Regions from separate parts of the Homo sapiens genome. Here region 1 is linked to region 2. The links are chromatin loops, found by intact Hi-C in ENCODE. Cell type or tissue: CD14-positive monocyte. All regions are shown on one strand. Links, peaks and the distances in the headings refer to the core of each region. The heading gives the core; the rest is flanking DNA.

Region 1 (9,834 bases), core at 761-8,760, 150 kb after region 2:
GATCTTTTCTGAGGGAGCAGAAAGAGTAGAATGTGGGGATTTGACGTCCAATACAAGGAAAGGAGTTAGACCTAGAGAAAAAAGAGGTGGATGACTTTATAACTTTATCAAGAATTTTCCATAATCAGCTGAAGTTGATCAAGGACAGAAAGGAAAGGTGACCAAAGCATATTTGTTATGCTTGGTTGTGAATGCACTTTTAAATTTTGTTTTATAAAAACACATCTATTTTACAACACAACTTCTTCCTCAGGTAATTTGTATTTTTGTGTTAACAAATAGTTTTGCAGTGGCAGAAATCTGAAAAATGGCATAGAACAGATCTCTCCAAAGAGATTTTCAAACTAAGATGAGGACTAAAATAAGCAATCCATTAGATCATAAGATCTTTGAGTGAGAGGAGCCCATTTGATATATTTAATTAAACCCCAACACCCATCCCCCATGCCTGCACATGGTAGATGTTCAGCAAATATTTAATAAATGGAAGCCTAAATATTTGGGAATAATAACAGCCTTTGAACAAATGAGCTTGAAAATGCCACCACCAGGTATTCTTTCTTATAGAATTGTTCCCTTACAACACACATTAAAACATTCTAGGAGACCTACAGTTAAAAACAAAACAAAACAAAAAACAACAAAAAAAAACCCTACTTACTTATTTATTTATTTTACTTTTTGAGGTAGGGTCTTGCTCTGTCACCCAGGCTGGGGTGCAATGGAGCCTTCATAGTTCACAGCAGCTTTAAATTCCTGGACTCAGATGATCATCACACCTCAGCCTCCCAAGTAGCTGGGACTACAGGCACATGCCACCACTTTCAGCTATTTCTTTTTTAGAGACAGGGTCTTGCTATATTGTCTAGGCTGGTTTCCAACTCTGGGGCTCAAGTGATCCTCCTGCCTTGTCCTGCCAAAGTTCTGGGATTACAGGCATGAGCCACCATGGCTGGCCTCTATTTATTTTTTGAGTGAACAAGTTTGTCACCAATATCTTTGATCATGGAACTCTTTTTAAGGAATACATATTAGCTTCCTGCAGAAATGTTGCTGTAACCCAATATATCTTTAAGGTACCAAAGCTGAATCCTAAAGATGAGAATTTTGAAAGATGACTGTGGTATCATGTTGTGCCCTTGTTAAATTGAATCCACATCATGAAAACATTTTATGTGTTCAAGTTAAATTGGTTTATTTTGTATTATTGTGTAAACTGGACTTGACAGGTTGCAGGTATAAACAATTTTTTAAATTTTGCTTCTGCCCCTCCAAACCTGACATTTTGAGTACTCACCCTCAATCCCCAGGTTCCTCTAACTAATAAAACTCTGAGTAGTTCTCTCTTGGCTTTTCTGATTACCAACAGGTAATAAATTTTTTAAAAAAGCTTTTTTCCAAGGTAGTAAAAAGTCTAGTCAAAAGTCTTATCCATGTAAACTTAAGCTCTGTCTTTTCTCACAACTCTGTTATCAGATTGGAAATCCAGGAGTAGGAGGAGAGGCCAGGTTGGTTTCCCCATCTTCTCCTCTCTCTATCTCCTCCTCCTTTCCTGTCTGTGATTTCTGGCCTCTCCAAAGACAAAGTATTCAAAACAAATTATAAAATACTTTTTATAGATGTATTTCAATAATCCAAATAATTATAAATTTAACTACTATGTTATGATTTTGCCTATATTTTTGCATTCTGACCACAATAAATCACATATGAGATCCCCAGACACCCAGGACTCACACCCACTAGACAGAGAATGAAGTGAGAAATTTGAAATAATTGAATTAACAATTCACAGAAGGAGCAGAGCAAGAGACTGCTTCTCAGAGTATAGAGGCTGTGGGGGAGCAAGAGGAAGAATACAGAGGAGTGTAGGGGAGGAAGAGGAAGGTCGTAAGATGGAATAAGAAGTTCTAACTTGACTGGCGCTCTTATAATCTGTCATTGTGATCCTCTGAGTTTAGTGAACATCCCAACTGATGTGTGTTTCATAGAGCATTGTGTTGAGTTTGGGGAAGCTCCCTCTTTTTCCCTACATTGCAGGACATCTCTCTCAGTAACTGTTTCCCTGACTCCAGTTACGCCTTCTCAAGCTAGTCATCCATGACTTCTTTATTCTCTTGGCTTCAAATGGTACGTTCCCCCTAATGGAGTCATGACACCCTGCCAGGCAATTTCTTTCAAGATGCCTCAATCTGCCTTCTTTGAACAGGTTCCTTATTTGTTTCAAATTTTGGAAGTCCTGCTTAGCCTCCACATAGCTCTGTTTTAGGCATAAAGAGAGAGAGAGAGAGAGAGAGAGAGAGAGAGAGAAAGAGAGAGAGAGAGAGAGAGTAGTTCTAGTTACAGTGTTTTCAGGTGTGAGTCAGATATCTCAATGATATCTGTCTGTTAAAATCCAGATGACACATGTCAAGCTCTGCAAGTGGTCCCATCAAAGTGTCTCTCATTTTGTTTGCATTAAGGAAGAAACAAACTTATCGGAAAGGTGAGGCATGAAGACGAAGATGCTTCCTAAATTGACAACGCCCTCTAGAAAGATCCCCACTGCCAAGTTCTTTAAAGTCTCTCTTGATAAGCTGGAGGCTGCCAATGTGATAACTTGGGTAGAACCTCTTAGTGTATCCTTTTATAGGCAAGCTACCATCTGGTTTTAGAAGGTGAGCTTCCTTGGCACCAAGTGTATTGGGCCTCTTCTGATATACCTAGACAAGAGGGAATGCCCCATTTAACATTCCATTGTACATGATTTCATATACTCAATCCACACTAACATCTTTTATGAGAAACATAGTAAATAGCAAGAGGAACCAAAGCTGAAATAAGAACTAGCCATGGATACAACCGCTGAGACTTAGTCGTGTTATTTATAATGCATAAGACCTGTGAAATAAGGAAGAAAAGACTGAAAGTATTAGTTGTATGCACCATTTGCTAGCTTCATGGTGAGTTTTATAGCCATTAGAATGTGGACAAAGATTGAACTGCTCTTGTAAAAGGCTCCCTTTGCTCTACTGTCTATTTTGCTTCATGGCCATCAGAAAAAAAGTTAATTTTCCCTGTAAATACTTATCTGTGCTCAGGGCTTGCACTTGTCCTTTGGCTTTCGTTGTGTTTGACCTCTACCACTATACCCTTGTTTTGCCAATGGATGTCTGTTGTTAGCTGATTGCTAATGAACCCAAAGATATTAATTACGGCCATCAGCAATGATGCTAGAGAGTTTTTAACTGGAACTCTCAAAAGAGTCTAAAAAAAGAAAAGAAAATGCCATTTATATTGAATGTCAATTCCCTGATCCATGTTCAGAGATCACATGTGTCTTGATAAGATTATGTATCTTATCAAGTTAAAACCCAACTTTCTGTAATGCTTAAACCTTCTCGCAATATCCTAACATAGTGGTTCTTATTCATGGTTGCATGCTGGAATCACTTGAGAAGCATTTATAAAATCCCAGTGCTCAGGCTGCAGTCCCAGGTAACACCCAGGTATTCCAAAGTGCAGCTAAAGTTGAGTCACTGCTAATCATTTTTGTCTGGAATCTAGCCTCTATTCATTCACAGAACATACAACTAAAGCCCTTAAGGAACCACACCCCATCTACATATAGAAGAGACATGGGGAGTACATTGCTTAGGCTATATGTTTGATCTTGCCTGCTCAGTGCCCCTTTAAAAGTTTAAAAATGATGATTAGATTTCATCATGTAAAAAAATCAGGGGTTCTAATGACAAAAATCTCAATGTTCAGTTTCTCTTGAAAATTCAGCTGTTCTGGCAAGAGTAACTTCCTTCTTCCACAACAAGCATCTGGTATCACTAGCAGCAGACCACTTCACAGGTGGCCTGGGCTTTCCAGTTTGCCCACAGGCCTTAACCTGCCTGAGTTCCCCGCCTGGTCCCTACAGGCAGAGTTCTGAGTATCTGCTACCGTCCCGGTTTGAAAAAGTCTCTCAAAGCTTCCTCCTCTTTGCCTCTTCCATTTTCAAATGCCGGAGACTCCAACTTGTGCCAAAGAGCCTTCTTTGATCTGAATGACTCAAGCAATCCCTTAACTCCTGGATTGTTTAAAATGTTATTAGGTTTCTCTCTTCCATTCTCTACCAGCCCATTTTCCCCCTAGAGAGTTTGTTTTGTTCTTTTGCTTTAAAAATGAAAACAAAGTGTGACTACACATGTATTCTCCAAAGACCAGCTCCTCAAGGCTGAGAGCCAGATGCCTGATATATTTTCCATCTAGAGCTGTACATGCAGAGAAAGTCGTCAAAGCAAGGCCATTCTGCTTTTGACCTTCCTAGGGCTGAATGCGCAGCTAGTCAACAGAGGAGCTGAAAATAGAACCCAGGACTTTCAAATCATTGTTCTGCTCACTGGGCTGTGCTTCCTCCCATAAGGACTTGGTCAAACAATGTCCTGTTTGGCAAAAGCAGAAATCATAATCTACGTATGAGAAACTGGATGGTGAAGAAACGCGAGCCCCACCCTCGGAAAAGATGGCACTGTAGTGTAAAGGGAGTGTGAATTTGTTTCTAGCACTGCAGCTTATAAGTTGGATGCACTAAAAAAAAATGTGTTTAGAATCATTGACTCTGTAATGTGTGGCATTTTGAACAAGGAGTTCTTACTGACTGCCGAGAATGAATTTGCTTGACAACCCACAGAAAGGAAATTTAGAACATTAGAAAGGTTATCATGAAAATGACAGAACCTGTAAATAAGACATTCAGGGATGTGGAATCTGGGGGCTGGTTTTTAGCATAGGGTAGCCAGTGTCACGGGAAGGAGCCAGAAGATGGGTAACTCCGTCATTCTTCACTCGGAGTATGTGTGTGACCCATAGAGAGGGCAGAAAGCAGGGCTAAACAACTTCCCCAAACTCTGAGGAAGAGTTCAGAACTCGTGCGTCTGTGCTGTCATTTTGCAAACGACGTACTTCTCTTTTAGGGATCATCTCCCGGGGCTGATTTATAGTGATCTCCTTGAGAGCAGAAACCCTATGGGCCTCATTGCTGTTGCCCCAATGCTTAGCATGTGGCCAATCCCGGGAGACAGCAGAGCAGAGCCTATAGCCAGGCTTTCTGAGTTTGAGTCCCACCTCTACTGTTTCCCAGATGCTAGGCTTTGAACAAGTGACTTTACGTCTCTATGCCTCAATTTCCTCATTTGTAAAGCAGAGATGGTAATAATAGTTCTTACCTCAAAGAGTCATTATAAAAATGAAATGAGTTACTACTTGTGATGTGCTTCGAATAGTACGTGGTACGTAATAAGCATTCCTCAAGTTTAGTTATTATAGGCAATCAATGCATAATTTGTGAACAGATAAATGTTCTAGCAAACAATAATGGCTAGTTATAATAGGCCAGGTGACTTGCTAAGCACTTTACATGAATTATCCGACTTAATTCTAAACACAGGCATGTGAGATCCCCTATCAGTCCATATTACAGAAGAGGCCACTGAGGCAGAAAAGAACTGGGTAACTTAAGCTCGCACAGCTGGCTGAAGTAAATTTATTGTATGACACCACATCTTTCACCACGACTCTGCCAATGAAATATCTATTTTCTAGGAGGAATACTAAGGAAAAAGCTGCTTTATGATATTTGTATGAGTCTCAAGTATAATCATTTATTTACACTTTGAAAGCATTAAAACATATATACACATATGTAAGATGGTGTTGATGACTAATAAACCCATGAGAAATCCCATTTTAGTCTCATTAGCCTGATTTAGCATATCAAAAGGTGTTAAAAATAATAATTAGCTTTAGGAACCAACAAACAAGTAAAACCAGTCACTTTGACACACCAAAATGCAATTTGATATGCAAGAATCACCTACTCAAGATAACAGCCACTAAATAAATGAACAAAAGAGAGTGTTGAGAACTGAGGCACCATAGTCTTTTGCTTATTTCTTTGCTAAGATGTACTTAGCTGTGATACACATTTTTTATTTATTCATGTACTTTATCTCTTTGAATAGTTCCCTCAGCCAGAAATATGAGTAGAAAGGATGAGATGCTTTTTTGCTTCTCAGATATTAGTTGGAATATTCTAGGGTGTCATGGAAAGCAAACCAAACTTGAGGCTGAGAAATGAGGTTTCTGATTCCAGCTTCACTACTAAGTAATTCCCTCGAGAATTTGAAGAAAATTTCTCGTCTACCTGTGCCTCAGATTTCTCTGTCTAAAAATACAGCTTTGGATCCCATTGACTATAAAATTCCTAGTACCTCTAAAAATATTTCATTTTCCTCCTGGGGATTTTTTTTTTATTATACAGCATACTTTTCCCATCTCTAACCCAACACACAGATTTTAACATTTTTGAAATTAGATTGTTTCACAATTAGAACACAAATTAAATTTAATCATTTTTTCTCTTTTTTCCCTTCTTCTCCTCCTCTTCCCCTTTCTCTTCCTCCCCTTCTTTCTCCTCCTCCTTTTTTATCCTGCAAAGTTGTCATTAAATTGATAATGTATCTCAGAATTAAAGAAAAACACAAAACTCAAACATAAACAACACAACCACTACCACCACAAACAATAACTAACCTGTCCCAAAGGCTTGGTTGATATGTAAATAGATTTGCATACTGAAATTGGAGAAAGAGAATTTTCAAGTGTTATTACTACTTAATTTCTTTTGAGTTCAGGCCCTCTTCCAAGGAATAAATCATAATTTATCTGTAGCAGCTATGATCCCTGGGTTTCCCTGGCCAAGGGTGACAGCACTGTATCAGAAACAAAACACTTACTTTTTGGAACTAAAATGTCTCAATACATTTGACTATGTCATCATCTGCATGTATGTATGACTAATCTACGTGACGCCAATCATTTCTCTGTAGTCAACTGAGAATACTTAGGCGCCCCTCTTTACTCCAGGCACATCCAAGTGGGAGAACAGATGTTCTTTGTTTCAGGAAAGGATGGGGTGAAGGTTAGCTCATGGGTAGAGTTTCCTGTTTCTAATGTTTGAAGCCAGGGAGGTGCCAACAGTTTTAAAGGTCTTATTAAAGGGAGATAGTTCTGCTGGGGCAAGATGCAATGAAAGTAAAATTTGCTCCCCAACTGATGTCTTGGTACTTCAGATGTATATAATACTGACCATATTATTTCCTTTTTAACAATCCTTCAATGACTCTCCTTTTGCCTGCCAGAGACAGGCTAAATGCTTTAGCATTTAGCACTCTCTAAACTGTACCCAAAATTACAGGCAGTTCTATGAACTCATCTTGTTCCTCTGCCCTTGAAATGGCTTTCCCACATCTTCACTTGGGCAACTCATTTGTCAAGACTTAGCTCAGGGCCGGGTGTGGTGGCTCATGCCTGTAATCCCAGCACTTTGGGAGGCCAAGGTGGGTAGATTACTTGAGGTCAGGAGTTTGAGCCAGCCTGGTCAACATGGTGAAACCCCATCTCTACTAAAAATACAAAACATTAGCCAAGCATAGTGGCGGGTGCATGTTATCCCAGCTACTGGGGCAGCTGAGGCAGGAGAATTGCTTGAACCCAGGAGGCGGAGGTTGCAGTGAGCCGAGATTATGCCACTACACTTCAGCCTGGGTGACAGAGCGAGACTCTGTCTCAAAAAAAAAAAAAAAAAAAAAAAAAAAAGACTTAGCTCAGATGTCATCTTCCCTTTGCAGCCTTTAGCACCTTACCAATTAGAGTAGGGACCTCTTAATTGTGGTCCCAAGGCAGCCCATACTTCCCTCTATCCAAGGGATTCTCAAACCTCCCTGCAGAATGGAATCACCTGGAAAGCTATCAAAACATAGCAATGCCCAGGTCTTACTCACAGGGATTTTGATTTCATTGGTCTGAGTTGGAGTCAAGCATCACTATATAATATAGCCAGGTGGTTCTATTATTCAGCCAATGCTGAGAACCACTGCTTTATTGTAAATCTTGCACCATATTGTATTATAAGTCTTTGTTTATCCTTCCCAAGATTAAGTTTCTTGAGAACTGAAATTATTTTGTATTGATATGCATATCGCTTGAGATTTTTAAAAAAATTCCAAGCACTAGGAAGTGTTCAATAAGTAGTTTATAAATAATAAATGTATGACTGAATGAATGAATAACGTGTACACATCCCAACCACCCACCCATCTATGCTTAGAAGCTTGCTTACATTCATGCAGCTGTTCAGGGTTAGAAATTGTGGAAAATAAAAGAATCAATGTGGATCCCAGGTGTCTGGAGATAAAGGATGTAGTCTAAGAGGAGTTTCTGAGGAAACAAATAAAATATGGCCTGAAAGAAAACCTGCAAAAGTTTGAACTAATTAAGAACAGGTGCTGAAAAAGCAGGACTATGAAATCTGACCTCAGCAAGAACTTTGGGAGAGAGATTAATACAAGAAGAGATTCTGGGGCTTGAGATGGGGAGAAGGGAGCAACCAGCCCTAATGCAGATCAGCTTCTACCTACATAAAGTAGAAATACAAGGACGAGTCTTAGCTTTCCCTTAAGGCCCAGAGTCCAGACCCTGAAAGTCAAGATGTCCTAGTAGCCAGAGGGAGAATTAGCAGAATGGGAGTCAAGCTTGATATTCAAGCTTGAGTATCATGAGACACAGCAGTGCTCCATCTGCTCTGTGAATCTGTATCTTCTGGGGTCATAGCATGTGCTAAGTGCTTTATATATGTTATCCCATTTAATATGAAGAATTAGGTTTATGAAATAGGCTTTATTATTTCCAGTTTCACAGATGAGGACACTGAGATTCTGGGGAGTTGAGTAAGCCTCCTAAGTCACCTAATTATAATTGATAAATGTCACCTTCTAAATGGCCAGTAGGGATTACTGACCTGACAACCCTGTATGGAGGAGATGTATGGGAGAAGATGAAGAGATAGGTTGGAGGTCCAATATCTCTATCAAGAAGAGGGCTTTCCCTGCCAAGTCCTGCCAATGGACTAGGAGACAGCAGATGAAGGAACCTTTATGGATAGTTGCCTTTAATTTTAGAAAGCTCCTACTTGTTTGGGCCAGGAACCACTACGTGACCTTGAACAGTGAAAACACGATACTCTCCACTTCTGGACTCCCAGTGAATGTGTTTGTGGAGGCACTTACTCTTTCTCAGAGAAGGAGACATGAACAAGAACACTTCGAATTCAGTCATGCTATAAGATAGAAGAACGTGTATAAATATTGGATTGCCATTTTTTAAAAGAATGAGTTCTTTTTATTTCATAACACAAAAACTTCTTATATTCCATCTAATATGTCATTAAAATTTAAATATTTGATCTGCCATGTTAAGGGGAATTCCCTTTTCCTCGACCTCCCTCTTGACTATTCATAGTCTATTCATAGTCTATGTTTAGGAAATCTTGTCTTCTCGCGTGTCTTAATAGACATTTAGTTTCCAAAACAAAGTCTGATCTTATTAGTCTAGCCAATCAGTTTTGTCTGTCTGCATTAAGGAGTGATGAAGATGCCTGCAGATTTTAGTCTGCTAAAAGATATCTTCTCTTTTCAATCACCTGTGATGACTAGTTTTCCTGGAATAGTTCGTGCAGTCACAGCCTTGATGCCAAGCATGTTGGAGCTACTGTTCTTTCACCCAACTCTGTACACAATTTCTGTCTGTGGAAACTATAATCACTCTTGCTGCTAAAGATGCCAGGAATAGGTTGGCATTGGAAATTTCTTTGGCTTATTGGGAAATAACCTGGGCTTTAAACTCGCTGGAACTGGGTTCAAATCCTAACTCTGTCATTTACAAACACTTCTAAGGCCAAGGAAATGTCAACAAATGTCAATTTCGTTTTTTGTCCTCTTCTGTTGAGGAATAGTATACACTTCTTTG
Region 2 (9,834 bases), core at 750-8,749:
GCCCACTGTGGTTGGAACAGAGGAAGAAAAGGCAGGTAGGCTCAAAATGAAGTTTGAGAAGTAGGCAAAGGCCTCATTATTTGGGGTTGTGATGCCAGTGTTGCCTAACCTGTGGTCTGCACATGGGCTGGTCTGCAACCTGTGGCTCTCTGTCTGTGGTGAAAAGGAGCTTGTGCAGACATAAATCAAGTATATCACCTAGAACACTTTTTAGCTGAGCTTATGGACAGACAAAATGAAAGAAGGAGTGCATTGATTTACATATATATTCTGATGTAAGCACCTTACCTTGTTGTAGACCCACACTTTGAGCATACAATAGAAAAAACAGAGAGTAGAATGGGAAGCAGACAGGGGAAGAGATCAGTCAGGAACAATAGTGTGGGAAAGATATGACAAATGGCTGGATCAAGATGGCAGAAATCAAAGTGGAAGATTAGTGGGCAGATTGTGGTATATTTTTAAGGTAGAATCTGTAGAATATTTTCAGAGTAGGGCATGGGGAGCTCAGAGAGCAATTGAAGCTTGACCTCCAAGTTTCTGCTCTGAACAACTTTGTAAATGTTCACATCATTGATTGAGATGATAACAGTGGAGACAATGAATGAATTAAGGATCAGGCCTGTGTTGTGCATGGATATCAATAGTAGTAGTTATTATAGTGGGGTTTTAAATAACAGGAACCTTTATGAAGAGATCTGTTAGGAAAAATTTTTAACTCTCCAAATTTATAAGTACTAGTCTGTAATGTATAGTCTGCATTTTTGTTTTAATCATAATTTTTTTTTTTTTTAAAAAGAAAGAAAATCCCCCATATTGTATTTCAGATATCAATATGGGGAAGAGTTAGACTCATTCTTCAGCTGAGGGATCTTTTCATCACGAGTGACTCAGCTATGTGACTAAGCCAAGTTGTATAGCTATCATGATCTTGATGGGTATTTCTGAATGGTTGAAATTATAAATGTTAAATCCATGACTACCTAGTGTACATTCAGGGTGGAGAATAAGTTTCATCTTAAGTGTCAACTCACATGAATTTTTTTTTTTGCAGATGCTCTACAAACTGTTTTGAGGCTGCATCTGGATTTAGTAAAGAGTGTTGTCATCAATTTTCAGCTTCTACCTTAGGTGTAGGAGGGAACTGAGGCAGCAAGCAAGTATTTGCTCACTGTCTGCATCTTTCCAGTATAGAGAATGCATCAGAGAAATGCCTCAACATGTGTGGCACTGTGTATATAATTTCCAACACTGCAAAATGGAACAAGCACAAAACTTTGAAGGGACGGTCTATGTGATGAAAAGTTGGAACGGCTTCCAAGAGCTGAAATACAATGTTGTCAGTGTTTCTCCCTCACCATGATATTTGAACCAAAGCTGTCTGATAACAAATGAAAAGCTTTCTGGGATGTCAGTGTGATTTCATTCTGGGATCCATTAGGTATAGAAAAGCAGCCCAATTATGACTGGGCAAATTCCACAGGTCTGGCTGGGCCAATTGCCATGGAATCAGATCATATGGCTGTATTTAGTGATATGGTGGACCATTCTCAATTTCCCTTATCTTATTCTATGCACAAAGATGGCTTGCTTTGTATTTACTCACTTCAATTTAATGTGGCTCTATCATCCCTCCCCCACCTCAGAGCCTTTTCCAGCAAATGGAGGCCTTTTGTTTTTTACCATACAGAAGATTCAGGTGACTGTGTGCAGCATCATGAGACTGCAGACTAGTTGGGATTCATCGGAGTGGCAGCATTTTGATCAAACACTGGGAGGAATGCTGCCAACCTCTGCTCAGGTGGTAGAGACAAGAAGGCTTACGTGTGATATTAGAGTTGATTATGCAAGGACTCTGTCATGAATAATAACAATAATAATTATTATCATGATGAGGCAGAAAGAGAATAATGATTTTGGGAAATCAGTAAAACAAGTCACATCAGTTTTCTGGCTGAAAGCCAGCCTTATTTTCTGGTGAAGAGAGATCATTGGTGATTTTAATAAGTTAGACTATTTTATCAAGGAGCTGGGGGATCTACTGCTGGGCAAAGAAAAAAGTGGGCAACTTCAAAAGAATTACTTTTAATTTACTCTGAGATATTTGCTGGGGGTGTGAAAATGAATTGGGAAGGCAAGTGTATGCCTGCTTATTTGTTAATGATTTCGTGGACTCATAGCAAAAGTTGGGAGGGGATGTTTGAGGTCATCTAATCTACGTGGCTTCAAAATCTTTATTCTTTATAATAGCCTACCTTTTTTGAAATACACTCTTTTGTTGAACTCCAATGCAAAACATGTAAAAGTAGAGATGAGAGTGGAAGAGATGGAATGGAGGGTCAAGAGCATGATCACTTAGGTTTGTGCCTCTCTCCACCCACTTGGTTTTTCCATGAGATGCTTCTCTTCTACGGATTCAGTTCGAAAACTCCTGATTGAATCCAGCCTCCTCATTTTATAAACAGGAGATCGGGTGACTCGCTCAGAATCATGCAATTGGTTATCTCACTGGAGCAGCTCTCTGCAGAATAATCTCTGCACTAAGCCACACTTGGAGTATGAATTGTGACTCTCCTGCCTCCTTAGCCCCTCTAGCCCTTCCCATCTCTCCTGTCAACAGCGTTCCACTCATTACCTTATCCCCGCATGACTCAATAGCCTGTGTCCATATCGCTGCAATTTTCATGACAGTTTAAAGAAAAACACATCTGTCTCCATATACCAATGAGGGCTCAGTAGGGAACACTGATTACATCCTCCACAATGAGGGCCCCAGGGGCTGCTGCTCCCAAACATGCCCTGAGTGCAAGGGTTCTAGTCTGTCACCAACATGGAGAAAATCTCTCTTGTCACATTTTATTGTATTCACTGGCCACGGGACAGGACGGAGTAATAAGAAATTCTGTGCAGGCCTCAGGTTGTTTTGAATTCTGCTTCTGTTTTTCAGAACTGATATTATTTCTGGCCCTTGATAAGCGATAAATTCTCATATCCTGTTTTGTGAGATTTTTAATCATGTGCAGTTAATAGGCTGATACAAAGTGTGAGAGTATCCATCACCTAAATAAAAGAAATTATAGTTTTACATGGACTTGTATTCCTAAATTTCACCAATTTTTAGAGCTAGATACAATCTTAAGAGAATTTCTCATTTAATTTTTTCTCTATGAGGAAACTCATGCCCAGAGTAATGAAGGGCTGGGTCTACCATGAATCAGCTGGTTCAAGGTGTGAACTAAGTCTCTCTCACTTAAGGTACATTCCTTAGTTGGGTTGGTTTAATTGAAGAAATATGCATTGAGTGTCCTCCAGGGCAAAATACCCATGAGAGACAGACAGAGATTTTTCTATTTCCTTGATGGGGTAGGGCAGACAATGAAGACCCTCCACTAAATATGAGCAGCCATTGTGCACATATGGTACTGAGAATGACAACGAGTCTACACAAATCCATCTCTTTTGGAGAGATGATGTGACTGTAAATGATAATGATGAGGAAGACGAACTTTTATAGTATTAGCTTCATCCACAAACAGGAAATTATTATTGCTATTTTTCTATCTTTGAAGGGAGTCTGTTAGAGATGGCAGCAACATGGATGGAGCTGGAGGCCACTGTCTTAAGTGAACTAATGCAGGAACAGGAAGCCAAACACCGCATGTTGTTACTTATAACTGGGAGCTGAACATTGAATATGCATGGACACAGAGAAGGGAACAATAGACACTGGGGCTTACTAGAGGGTGGAGGGTAGGAGGGTGAGAATCAAAAAACTACCTATTGGGTAGTATGGTAATTACCTGGGTGATGAAATAATATGTACACCAAACTCCCTTGACATGCAGTGTATTTATAGAGCAAACCTGCACATGTAACCCTGAAACTAAAAGTTAAAAAATAAATTAAAAAAAAAAGTGGCTGGGCGTGGTGGCTCACGCCTGTAATCCCAGCATTTTGGGAGGCCGAGGCAGGCAGATCACGAGGTCAGGAGATAGAGACCATCCTGGCCAATATGGTGAAACCCTGTCTCTACTAAAAATACAAAAACTTAGCTAGGCATGGTGGTGTCCACCTGTAGTCCCAGCTACTCAGGAGGCTGAGGAGGAGAATTGCTTGAACCCGGGAGGCGGAGGTTGCAGTGAGCCGAGATTGTGCCACTGCACTCCAGCCTGAGCAAAAAGAGTGAAACTCCATCTCAAAAAAACAAAAACAAAACAAAACAGGAACAACAACAAACAAACAAAAAAACAAAAGAAAAAAAAATTATCCACACACGCAAAAAGAGTTTGGGTTCTGGAGCTGGACTACCTGGGTCTCAATCCCTGTCCTGCCTGTTACTGGCTGTGTGGTCCTCATTGAATCAGTTAACCCCACTGTACCTCAGTTTCCTCATCTGTAAAGTAGGTTAGTATGAGTAAACAGCTCAGAGTTTTGTTCTGAAGATTAAATGAATACATTCTAGTGCAGCTGCTAGAATAGACTGGTATACAGTAAGCATTTAATAAATGTTACCTATTATTATCCTTTATAGATTAAAGGCATCCTGTAAACTCTAGTTGAACATCTAACTTCTAATTGCTTAAGTGGATTCCAGCAGCTGTCTTATATGCTCAGGAAGCTTTAAAACATCACAATTCACTGGTAGCCTCTTCTGGGCAGGTATTATTGCTATTGAAGGTCAGAATTAGTGGGAGGTCTATTTTCTGCAACTTTATTCATGCAGCATGCATTCTTGGATGTTACTAACGTGGCACACCCTGGGCCAGGTGAACTAGGGGTTGGGGGAAGAGTAGGGTGAGGATGCAAAGATGAACATGGTATCAGTTCTTCAAGGGCTTGGGGGTGTGAGGTGGAGTAGGGTAGGGATGCAAAGAAGCGTAAAATAGCTTTTGCCTTCAAAGAGTTCACTGTCCTGAGAGAGGGATGATCAGTAAACAAATAGTGACAAAGCAGGGAGACATGTACAAAGTGCTAAGGGAGCACAGAAGAGGAAGTGACTGAGACAGACTGAGGAGACCAAGAAAGGCTTCGCACAGGAAATGACATATAAACTGGGTCACACAGGATGAGTAACTGTCTGGTAGAAGAGAGGGGGTGAGTTTCTAGGCAGGGGCACTACATGCGCAAAGGCACAGAGGCATGACACATGAAAGCCACAATATTTGGCAGGGTGAGCAGTTCAGAAGGATGTTTACAAAATGCCCTGGTTCAAGGACGTGTCATTGCCCAAGCTCCTTACTGTAGCTGGTGGAGCCTGGCAGGGGGCGGTCCCTGCCCACCGTCCCGAGCCCATCTCTTACTTCCCAACCCTGGCCACACTTGTTCCTTTTTGTGCCTGGATCACCACAGCAGAGTTCTACTTCAGGGCTGCTGCACATTCTGCTTCTTATTTGTAGAATATTCTTCCCAACCTATTTTCATGGCCAATCCCTTCTCTATCCTCAGGTCTTACCTCCTCAGGAAGATCATCCATGGCCACTTTCCCTGATGCAAGTCCCCTGTTATTCCCCATCACAGCATCTATCACTAGGAATGTATTGTGACCTGTAATTATTTTACCTCTCACCATGTTTTTTACCTGCTTCTCTGGAAGGTAGCATGAGACATCAGGGTCAGGACACCAACTGTCTTGTTCCTGGTGTATCTCTAGTATCCTAGTCAGTTCCTGACACAGCACTCAATCGAAGTTGTTGAATGAAGAAATAAAAGTATCAGTGAATGAATGAATGAATGAGAAATTTGGAAAGAGATTGGTTTGAATATCTTCCGTTGGTTTCTCCAGGTCCACTACCCTTCTCTATTCAATTCTGTGTCATGGAAAGCTGCTTGTGTGGGCCACCTCAATATCTTCCCTCTGTGTTGGATTCAGTAAATAGGGCGCAGGTAAGGGTGAGAGGAGAGGGGTCAGGGTGGCCTTGAGCTGGCTGCATTCCTTCCCTGAAGGTCTCAGCAAGGGCCCTCTCCACACAGCCTCTCTCTTTCCTCCTTTCCACCACTTTAGGCCTGCGGTCGGGGGGCAGGCACCTCCTCCCATCTTTCCACATTACTATCCCTCGTAGTTTCTCTAGAGTCCACCTACATCTTTGTAGTCCTTCTATTAATCTCTCTTCAAACTACCTATGCCAGTCTGTTTCTTACCAGGGCTGGGGCCAGGTTAGAAAGTACCTTATGTGCCTGTAAGTAGCTCACACCATATTCATTTGACAACAGAGAACTGTTAAAGGTAGATCCTTCTGCAGGTGCTATGGACTGAATATTCACATGTTGAAATCCTAACCCCCAATGTGATGATATTGGGAGGTAGGGCCTCTGAGAGGTATTTAGGTCATAAGAGTGGAGCCCCTATGAATGGAATTGGTGTTCTTATAAAAGGGACCCCAGAAAGCTAGCTAGCTCTTTTTCCACCTGCTGAGGACACAGCAAGAAGACAGCCATCTACGGACCAGGAAACAGGCCCTCGCAAGACACCAAATGTACTGGTATCTTGATCTTGACCTTTCCAGTCTCTGGAACTCTGAGAATTAGGTGTTTGTTGTTTAAGCTGCCCAGCCGCTGGTACTCTGTGATAGTGGTGTAAGCTGACCAAGACAGCAGAGGTGTGGCATAACCCAAAGGCAAGGCTAACACACAGCATCAGCGTAGGGAATGCCCTCCAAGCTTTCAGTAACATGCCCCATCATGTTGGAGCATGTCCCACTCATATATTCATATCTCTTTATGTGTAAGTTTTTTGTTTCTTTTTTTTGAGGCAGAGTCTCACTCTGTCACCCAGGCTGGAGTGCAGTGGCAGGATCTCAGCTCACTGCAACCTCCGCCTCCCTGGTTCAAGTGTTCTCCTGCTTTAGCCTTCTGAGTAGCTGGAATTACAGGTGCACACCACCACACCTGGCTAATTTTTGTATTTTTGGTAGACACGGGGTTTCGCCATGTTGGCCAGGCTGGTCTTAAACTCCTGACCTCAAGTGATCCGCCCTCCTCGACCTCCCAAAGTGCTGGGATTACAGGCATGAGCCACCGTGCCAGGCTCTGTTTATGTGTAATTTATATACGTGCATGCTTGTACTAATAACTTTTGTACAGTATAAAGTACATATGTGGATATTAAAAAGCATAAGAGAGAGGTAAAATTTGATTTTCAATTTTTATCTCACCAAAAGCCATTGATATGGTTTGACTCTTTGTCCCCACCAAATCTCATGTTGAACTGTGATCTTCAGTGTTGGAGGAGGGGCCTAGTGAGAGGTGATTGGATCATGGGAGCGGATTTTCCACTTGCCGTTCTCCTGATAGTAAGTGAGTTCTCCCAAGATCTGGTTGTTTAAAAGTGTGTAACACTTCCCTCTTCACTCTCCCTCCTGCTCTGCCATGGTAGGAAATGCTTGCTTCCCCTTAGACTTCTGCCATGATTGTAAGTTTTCTGAGGCCTCCCAGCCATTCTTCCTGTACAGCCTGTGGAGCTGTGAGTCAATTAAACCTCTTGTCTTCATAAATTACCCAGTATCAGCTAGTTCTTTATAGCAGTGTGAGAATGGACTAATACAGCCACACTGTTAGTGTACTGATTACTTAGTTTTAAAGTCTTACTAAACATTATAGCTAATATTTTATTGTCTACCTAGGGTGACATTGTTAAGGAGTGTATGTATAAATCCATATTCCAATTCATCTTCTTGAGGTGAGCTAATCTCTTGTCAGATCTAATTATAATTATTATGTATATAATTATATTATACCATATATTGTAATATGGTGACAAAGTACTTCTAAGTGGAGAACAATCAACTTTTTCTACCACGTGGCTTGCTTTGTTGTGGTATCTTTGACCCATTATTTATTTTTGGGGTCTTTTTAAGTTTCTCACTTATTTTATGATTTTTTCAGCAAGTTAGAATTAGACAATAGTTCCACGTATTCACTCAACTGGGCATGTATCATAAATTATTAAACAAATGAAAATGTTAGGGAATCACTGTCCACTCCTGTGATTTATAGACTCCCATTTTCCCTCAAGACTTCCCACATATCCTATGTGAGGGGTGATCACTAACATAGAGACTGAGAGTGCCATGACATATTAAATATCAGAAAAGCTTAATCTCTTATTTTATTTGATAAAAGTGGGTATATACAGAAGTTCTAATGTTCTCTTCCATCTCCCCCATTGATTGTTTTGTACACCTGCTTGATTGCACGTACTGTATTTTGGAGACTACTGATATAGATCATAGGCAGAATCTAGAAATAGAGGACCAGTTAAGAGACAATGTTCCAGTAGTTCCTATATTGGTAGGAGTCCTTTTAGTTATGAGATGTGTGTTAGTTTACACTCCAAACCCTTTTATCCCCATGGCTTCTTTCCTTGCTTATTTTCTTATTCTTTTCCATATCTCTAGCAAAGAAAACAAAGAAATAATACTAACCACTTATTAAACACTTGATTTGACCCATGTTATTAAACACAGATCAAGAACCAGTAGTTTTATGTTAAGCTTAAGAAAGGACTAGGGGCTTTCGATACATTATGTAAATAAAATTTCAGAACATATTGATAACATCAGCATGATTTTTACCTTTTTACAATTAGGAAACTTCCTTGGAAAGATCAAGCACCTGGTAAATGACAGAGAAGTCTTGAATTTAATTCAGGCCTGTCTGTGCCCAAAGAACTTGTCCCCAATCGTCTATAAAATGCTGACAAAGAAAAGAAAAATTTGGGAAGCTCTTGTGATTTTTCTCAATAAAATAGGAGAGAATCAGTGGACTTGCAAGGCTATATTCAGTTAAAATGAGGTGAAATGTGCTGATTACCCTGCTCAAAGGCAGAGTACCTTTGAAGTTATTCTTTTTCTTTTTCTCCCCATTCAAACCAAAAATCTGACATTCTCTCCATATAGCAAATTCACTCTTATTCCATCCTGGTTTCCCTGTGCTTTCTTCCTCTCCAGCTGGAGGTGCATTGCTTTTCACCAGTGAATGCTCTAAGTGAGCAAGTGTTTGGATGGGGAAAAAATAAAGAATGCATGTTTCCTTTACTTGGTTATTTTGGTTTATTGTTCCTGGACCCAAGTCGCAAGATGCTGAAGTGAATGTCAAATAATGTTAAGAGTTCTTGGGGAGAAAATGGCAGGAGATCATTCAAAAACACACCTAAAGGAGAAGCTCATCATTGCAAGATGGGAAAAATGGTTTTTCCCTTTCATGTATAAACCGTGATGAGCAGGTCTGTTTTGCTAGCTGGGCTGATGATGATAATCATAGTTCCTATGGAGCTATGGGCACCATCACATTCATAAAATCTCCTGAAGGCCTTGAGTCTGACCAGTCTCTGTCTTCTTTCACAGAGACACAGCACTCCAAAGGGTTATGACTCTTGAACACAGGGGTGGCAAGAGGAGTGGGAGTATTCTAACACAGGTAACAGGAAGATAGCCTAGAGAGTCAGTGGGGTGGAGAATGAGGTGGGAACTGTGATGAAAATTAAAAGAGAGCAATCACGGGGGTGGGAAATCGACTAGGGGGTCAACCAGACTTTAAACATAGGCTTTCCTACATGCTGTTAAGTGCTCCTCCAGAGAAGGCTGGGGGAGAAACAAGTGCCTTCATCTTTGGATAAATACACTTTCAAAGATTATAGCATACAGTAGGAGGGAAAACAAACAGAAAATTTTGTGCCTACAAAACAATTCACAGTAATCCACTGGGATGCACTGGAAATTCAAAGCATTATGTTAAGAGCATGAAAAGGTAGTGCTTTTAATACATTTTCTATTATTTCTGACTGAATAGGTCAAGCAGTTCACATTGTTGAATACTGGGCATCTATAAGGGTTTGGG

Evidence for each region. Peaks named below come from ENCODE experiments on the same cell type or tissue, not always from the same donor. Only the 100,000 strongest peaks of a DNase experiment are listed, where the experiment ranks them.
Region 1: it touches region 2 in a loop (3-fold over the local background); 2 of 110 quality-filtered maps call a loop at or near these places.

Annotation. Positions count from the first base shown.
Region 1 is chr12:92,439,988-92,449,821 of GRCh38, reverse strand. No RefSeq gene overlaps it. Among named protein-coding and RNA genes, the nearest start is that of CLLU1-AS1, 12 kb to the right of the region's middle. RefSeq lists enhancers at 2,560-2,809, 3,540-3,609, 3,740-3,809, 4,130-4,239. In CD14-positive monocyte, for the core only: no CTCF peak of the experiment used is centred there; DNase peaks (open chromatin) are centred at 4,421, 4,881 and 6,801; H3K4me3 peaks cover 648 bases; H3K27ac peaks cover 2,182 bases.
Region 2 is chr12:92,589,281-92,599,114 of GRCh38, reverse strand. All of the region lies in intron 1 of LOC105369905 (a long non-coding RNA gene), which reads right to left. LOC124902983 (a long non-coding RNA gene) reads left to right here. Exons shown (of 2, transcript XR_007063406.1): 2 at 1,055-1,409. Among named protein-coding and RNA genes, the nearest start is that of PLEKHG7, 110 kb to the left of the region's middle. RefSeq lists enhancers at 5,317-5,416, 4,656-5,855. In CD14-positive monocyte, for the core only: no CTCF peak of the experiment used is centred there; DNase peaks (open chromatin) are centred at 904, 5,094 and 7,414; H3K27ac peaks cover 1,588 bases.